2 separate regions of the Homo sapiens genome follow, and region 1 is linked to region 2. A link is a contact called in ENCODE Hi-C or POLR2A ChIA-PET data. All regions are on one chromosome and are shown on one strand. Each heading gives the region's core, a stretch centred on a gene start or an enhancer-like site at or near the end of the contact. The rest is flanking DNA. Distances are from core to core; before and after follow the strand shown. Region 1 has its middle 15 kb from the start of CTR9. Region 2 overlaps IRAG1 (inositol 1,4,5-triphosphate receptor associated 1).

The links. Hi-C counts contacts between places; a loop is a spot of excess contacts on that map. ChIA-PET counts read pairs that join two places held with the same protein, here RNA polymerase II (POLR2A). Pooled maps may share reads with other maps.
Region 1: a loop to region 2 is called in a pooled map, with 6 times the contacts of the local background. The contact joins two enhancer-like sites. A Hi-C loop is called at or near these places in 6 of 50 pooled maps. POLR2A ChIA-PET finds 5 or more read pairs at or near these places in 4 of 52 experiments (GM10248, WTC11, activated B cell and 1 more).

Annotation. Positions count from the first base shown.
Region 1 is chr11:10,734,436-10,737,135 of GRCh38, forward strand. No RefSeq gene overlaps it. Among named protein-coding and RNA genes, the nearest start is that of CTR9, 15 kb to the right of the region's middle. Within about 2 kb of position 1,421, at least 21 of the 41 ENCODE cell types and tissues checked have a DNase peak (open chromatin) inside an H3K27ac peak, as active enhancers do.
Region 2 is chr11:10,591,174-10,593,873 of GRCh38, forward strand. It overlaps IRAG1 (inositol 1,4,5-triphosphate receptor associated 1), which reads right to left. Exons shown (of 21, transcript NM_130385.4): 17 at 2,319-2,426; 18 at 375-439. All of the region lies in intron 2 of IRAG1-AS1 (IRAG1 antisense RNA 1), which reads left to right. Among named protein-coding and RNA genes, the nearest start is that of LYVE1, 24 kb to the left of the region's middle. RefSeq lists an enhancer at 2,426-2,700. Within about 2 kb of position 1,343, at least 5 of the 41 ENCODE cell types and tissues checked have a DNase peak (open chromatin) inside an H3K27ac peak, as active enhancers do.

The sequences.
Region 1 (2,700 bases), core at 171-2,670, 140 kb after region 2:
CAAAATCTAAAGTTTAGAGGTAACGTGGGCTTCTGGCACGGGCTGTTGAGAGCTCCCAGTGTTTTGGGGGCTGCAACTCTGCTTGTCTGAAAGTTTCTCACCTCTGCCTCCCAGTCAGCTTTTTCTAAACCAGCCTTTCCTTGAGGTAGCACAAGGCAGCTGACAGCGTCCAGGGCTCAGCGCTTCCTCACTCATGTCTGGGGGATCAGTGTGGTTGTATGCCCACCCCTAAAACAATCGCAGTGGCCAAGGGAATGCCAAGGGGGCAGGGATTATGTTGATGGGTTTAGGCCAATTGGAACTGACCCCTGAAACTAAGAGTTGGTTTGATCCTAGACTTAAACCACAATAGGATGGGGGAACCTGCAATGGCAACTGCAGATATTCACCCCAAAGACCCTTCTTCAGTGTGGGTGTGGGTGTGGGTGTATTGTGTTGTGTCAGTGTGTATGTGTGATGTGTCAGTGTGTGAGGTGTGTGTTTGTGGGTATGAGAGTGTATTGTACACATGATGTGACTGTGTAAGCATGTATGTTGTGATTGTGCATATAAGTGTGTGTGTATGTTTGTATTAGTTGAGAAGACCATATGCTGGACTAAGTGTGCCTTGCATTATTTTTTAAAATTTTATTTTATTTTATTTTATTTCAATAGTTTTTGGGGTATAGGCGGTTTTTGGTTACATGGATAAGTCCATCAGTGGTGATTTCTGACATTGTATTGCACCCGTCACCCCAGCAATGTACACTGTACCCAATATGTAGTCTTTTATCCCTACTCCCCTCCCAACCTTCCCTCCACCCCCACCAGTCCCCATTGTCCATTATATAATTCTTGTTGGGGCCTTCCATTCTGACTCTGCTGCTACCACCTTGCTGGCCCCCAAGGGTCTCCCCCATCCCCCAACCCTCGCCCCCGTTTATGAGCAAAATCCCTTTTCCCCTAAGCATAGATGATAGGGTGGAAATTTTAACAACTTTCCTAACGAAAAAGGAGAAGAGAAAGGAAATCCATTCAGAGAGCATAAGAAACCTAGAAAATCATTTCTGACAATGTATGTCCCTGAACCAATTATGACCTCCTATTTCCCCCACTCAGCTGTCTCAGAGCCTTCCCAGCTCCCTGCCTGGCGCTAACTGCTGGAGGCCACCCTAGGACGTTTGTCCCCTAGCAGCCAAGGCCAAAAATCTCATTTGCACATTTGTACTCACCATTCCACCTCAGGGCCCTCCGTCACCCCCACCCCCGTCCTCTGTCCTCTCCTCCCGCCTCCTTGGAGAAACTTAGTGACATTTCCAACAAGGGCCCCACGGTAAGAAAGACGGCTTCCTTATACTCTGTGGTGAGGATCAGCACATGTAAACACAAATAGGAACGTTGCCTCAAGCGCTCCATCAGCGCACTCTAGAGTCCTACAAAGGATTAGACAAAACAAGGTCATCTCCCCGAGTCCCAGCCCAGTGCCTGGCCGCCCACCCCTTGCTCCGCCCAGGGCCTGCTCCCTCCGGTGATCCCAGTCCAGTGCAGCCCTCTGCTGCCCTCTGCTGGGCCCTTGCCTACACAGCCCCGGGGCTCACCAGCCACCAAGAACACCGGGGGCTCTTGGCCAACCTTTTCATGTTCCTCTGTGATCTGGAGGCTGGAACAGGTTCACCAATACTTTCACCCACCCATCACTTCTCAGTGTGCTGGAACCTGTGAACGGTTTCCTAGTCGTTCAGAGTCTCATGTCCTCGATTTTTTTTTAAAGCAAAACAGAGGTTATAATCCCTACCTCACAGGACCAGGGTGAAGATTAAAAGGGCTTATTCATTCATTTATGAGTCATATGTTTATTGCACCTCTACTATTTGCTAGGCACTGGGTTGGTACTAAGGATACAAAAAGAAACTATCCTTGCCCAAATGGCGCTCACTGTTCTGTATACACAAATACACAGTTGTGAATCATGATAAAGGAACTCAGTAAGATGCTGGGATAGACTAAGACAAGGGGAAGCTTCAGGGAAGATAAGGAGGCAACTTAAGCATGAACACGAGTCACATCCAAGGGATAAGGGGTTTGGGGTGGGTATTCCAGGGAGAGGCACAAGAAGGCTGTCGTGAAGGTCCCAGAAAAGGTGATAGAGGTAGGGAGTAGCTATAGCTGGAGGTTAGCCAGAGGGGGCAGGGCCTCGATGAGAATGGAAAGGGATTTGGACTCTATTCTAAGTGCTGTGGGAGCCATGGAAGGGTTGAGAAGTGGGGTTGTGAGGCGTTGGCTCACACCTGTTATCCCAGCAGCTTGGTAGGCCGAGGTGGGCAGATCACCTGAGGTCAGGAGTTCGAGACCAGCCTGGCCAATATGGTGAAACCCCCGTCTCCACCAAAAAAATTAAAAAATTAGCTGGGCATGGTGGCATGTGCCTGTAGTCCCAGCTACTCAGGAGGCTGAGGCAGGAGAATTGCTTGAACCCAGGATGGGGAGGTTGCAGTAAGCCAAGATCACTTCACATCACTGAGTGACAGAGGGAGACTCCGTCTCAAAAAAAAAAAAAAAAAAAAAAAGGCCCGGCATGGTAACTCACACCTGTAATCCCAGCACTTTGGGAGGCCAAGTCAGGCAGATCATGAGGTCAGGAGTTTGAGATAAGCCTAGCCAACATAGTGAAACCCCGACTCTACTAAAAATATAAAAAATTAGCCAGGCGTGGTGGCAGAC
Region 2 (2,700 bases), core at 93-2,592:
TTGTAGACTCGCTGAGCTAGAGCCCTGCTGTGCCATACCAGGAGCAGCTCTACCTCTGGACTTAATTAAGTCCCATTGAGTTGGGGCTTTATTTTGTCTGTAGCCCAAGGAATCCCAATTGGCAGAGAAGGCTCCAGCCTTCTCTGGGCTCTCTAAGATTGGGTACACTTGGCCTCACTCAGGGCATCTTCCTGGTTCAAGAATTTTGCAAACAGGTTCTGAAATCTTTGTGGGTTTCAGACTCCCATTCATTTCCCTTAAAACTTAATTTGCTTTCCACTGCATTTTGGGGATAAAAATGGGAGGAAGGAAAGTAAAATGGGGAAAATTTCCTGAGAGATCCCTGAAGCCAAGAGGAAAATCGACAAACTTACTTTTCCAAAAGTGCAGGCAGTGCTGAAGTGACAGGTAGGCTGCCTTTCCCATTGGGTGATTCCGACTGAGTGAAAAACAGAAGACAGAGAATTGAGGATGCGCTATGGAAGGAAGAAGCCAGAGCTGCTGGATTTCTGATGATGCTGGGAGCGGGGCTGCTGCTTCTCCTCTTTCCTCCATGCCCCCACTTTCCAATCTTCATCTGAGCCCAGGACTTGGCCCTTTCCCTCAGGCCTTCCCTGTCCTCCTTTCCTCTAGGGCACATGCAGCTTCCTCCTTTTCCTTCACCTCTGCTAAGTTTCCTTAAGTGAAGAGGAAAGTTTACATCTTGAGGCTCCATTCTGGAGAGGAGCCATCAGTTTTTCTCTGTCCCGTTTAGCAACTGTGACTGAACACCAGTGGGCCTCCTACAAATGCAGGTCTCAGGCTCCTTACAATAGATTCACACAAGCCCATCACTGTCCCTAGAGACATAGCTCCAGGTACAATTCTCAGGAGATGCAAATCACTACTGAAAGCTCAAACCATCAGAAATTTCTTTACAATACGTTCCCCAGGATTTCCAGGTTGTGTTGTTGCAATGGATTTGGTTTAAGTAATGGTTCTCAATGTTGGCTGCACATTAGAATCACCTGGGGGAGGTTTTAAAAAAGTATCGATCCACTCCAGAATCTTGGTGTGGGGCCTGGGGGAATAATGGTTTAAAAGTACCCTGTGTGGTTTTTAATCTATGGCCCTGATTGCCAACCCCTAGTCTAAAGGAATATATATTTGGAAAATAAATTTATGCTTTTAGGCAAAGTATGGGAAATAGATCTGTTAAAATACACTAACCAGTCCTCTCCAACATTCTTAAACATTTTTTTCAGGTTGTTTTATTTTAGTGGGTAATTTGGGAATTTAGGTTGATTTCATAGACGACTGAAATGCTTGAGGCAGGAAGCAGTGAATACCACTCATTGGTATTACATAGAGCTTGAATTTCCAGTTGCTTACACAATCAGATTGTTTCCTTATAGGGTAGTGCTAGTCATAGGCAGGGGATAGAGAAACCACTGAAGAAAGAATTAGAGAGAATTAGCCAGATGCACAAAGGCCTGGGATACAGAAAATATTTTGTTATATCCAAACGTCTTTGTCTAAAAGAAATGGAAATGTATTTTTCCTGATTATTACCAATACATTCTTATTATAGAAATATAAAAAGGCATCAGGAAGAAAATAAAAATGAACTATTTTACCATTGCCTAGAGATAACCATTATTAGCTGTTTCACATATCTTCTACCAGAAATTTCTATGTCTACACACAGAAACACACTCTTTTAAAAAGTACAAAACAGAATTATACTGTTTATACACTAGGTTTTGTATATTCTATTTTACTTGCTTTTGATTCATAATAAATTATGGATAATTCTACAGAAACCCCTTATAGGAATATCCATTTGCTTAACCAATCTCTTATTAGTGAACATGGAGTTGTTTCCCACTTTTCATTATTATGAACAATGCTACAATGAACTGAGGCAGGAGAACAATGGGTTGAAGAACTCAGGCTGTGGAATCAGAGAACCTAGGGTTCAAAGCTGTTCTACCACCTATCACACATTACAAACTTCAGCTACTTAAGCCCACTGCAGAGTAGAAAAAAATTGTAACCACCTTGGCAGATTGTGGTGTAAGCACAAAAAGAGTTATCATTTGCAAAGAACGCTGAGCTGCCAACACCATGCTGAGGGCAGTGGGACTTCCCAGAGTAGTAGAATACATGCAGCCTGGTGTATATTGAGTTTTTGAGCCTATCACTCAGATTCTATTCTGGAAATTTCCTCTCCTTGTTGACCCTGCCCCCATTTGGTCACCCTCCCTGCCCTAGGACTGAGTACGAAGGAAAGGTTATTCTACTATTCTGTGCTGGGAGGCAGACATCGTCATACTTACCAAGGCTGGTAAGGAGGGAATGGATGATGAGCTGGGAGTTTGGCCAGGCAGATTCAGGGCATTAAACTTAGGAACCACAGCAACGCTGACCCTCCGGCGAGGCATATTCTGCAGGAAGAGAAGTGACCAGGCTCACTGTCTTGGAGGTAGCAATAGCCATAGTTCAGAAGGGCTGGGAAAAAGCCTCCTCATTTCTAATGCTGTAATGGCATTCACTGGATATTTTGGTTTTGCAGTAGCAATGATAGAATTGGTGTGGAGAGAGTGGCCAAAGTTGACCCAAATTTTCTGTTGTTGGTGAGTGAACGCTCAATCTGTTCTATTTTAGCTTATGAGATCTTGGAGATACAGAATGGAAATGACCCCACAGTCTCTGGGTAAC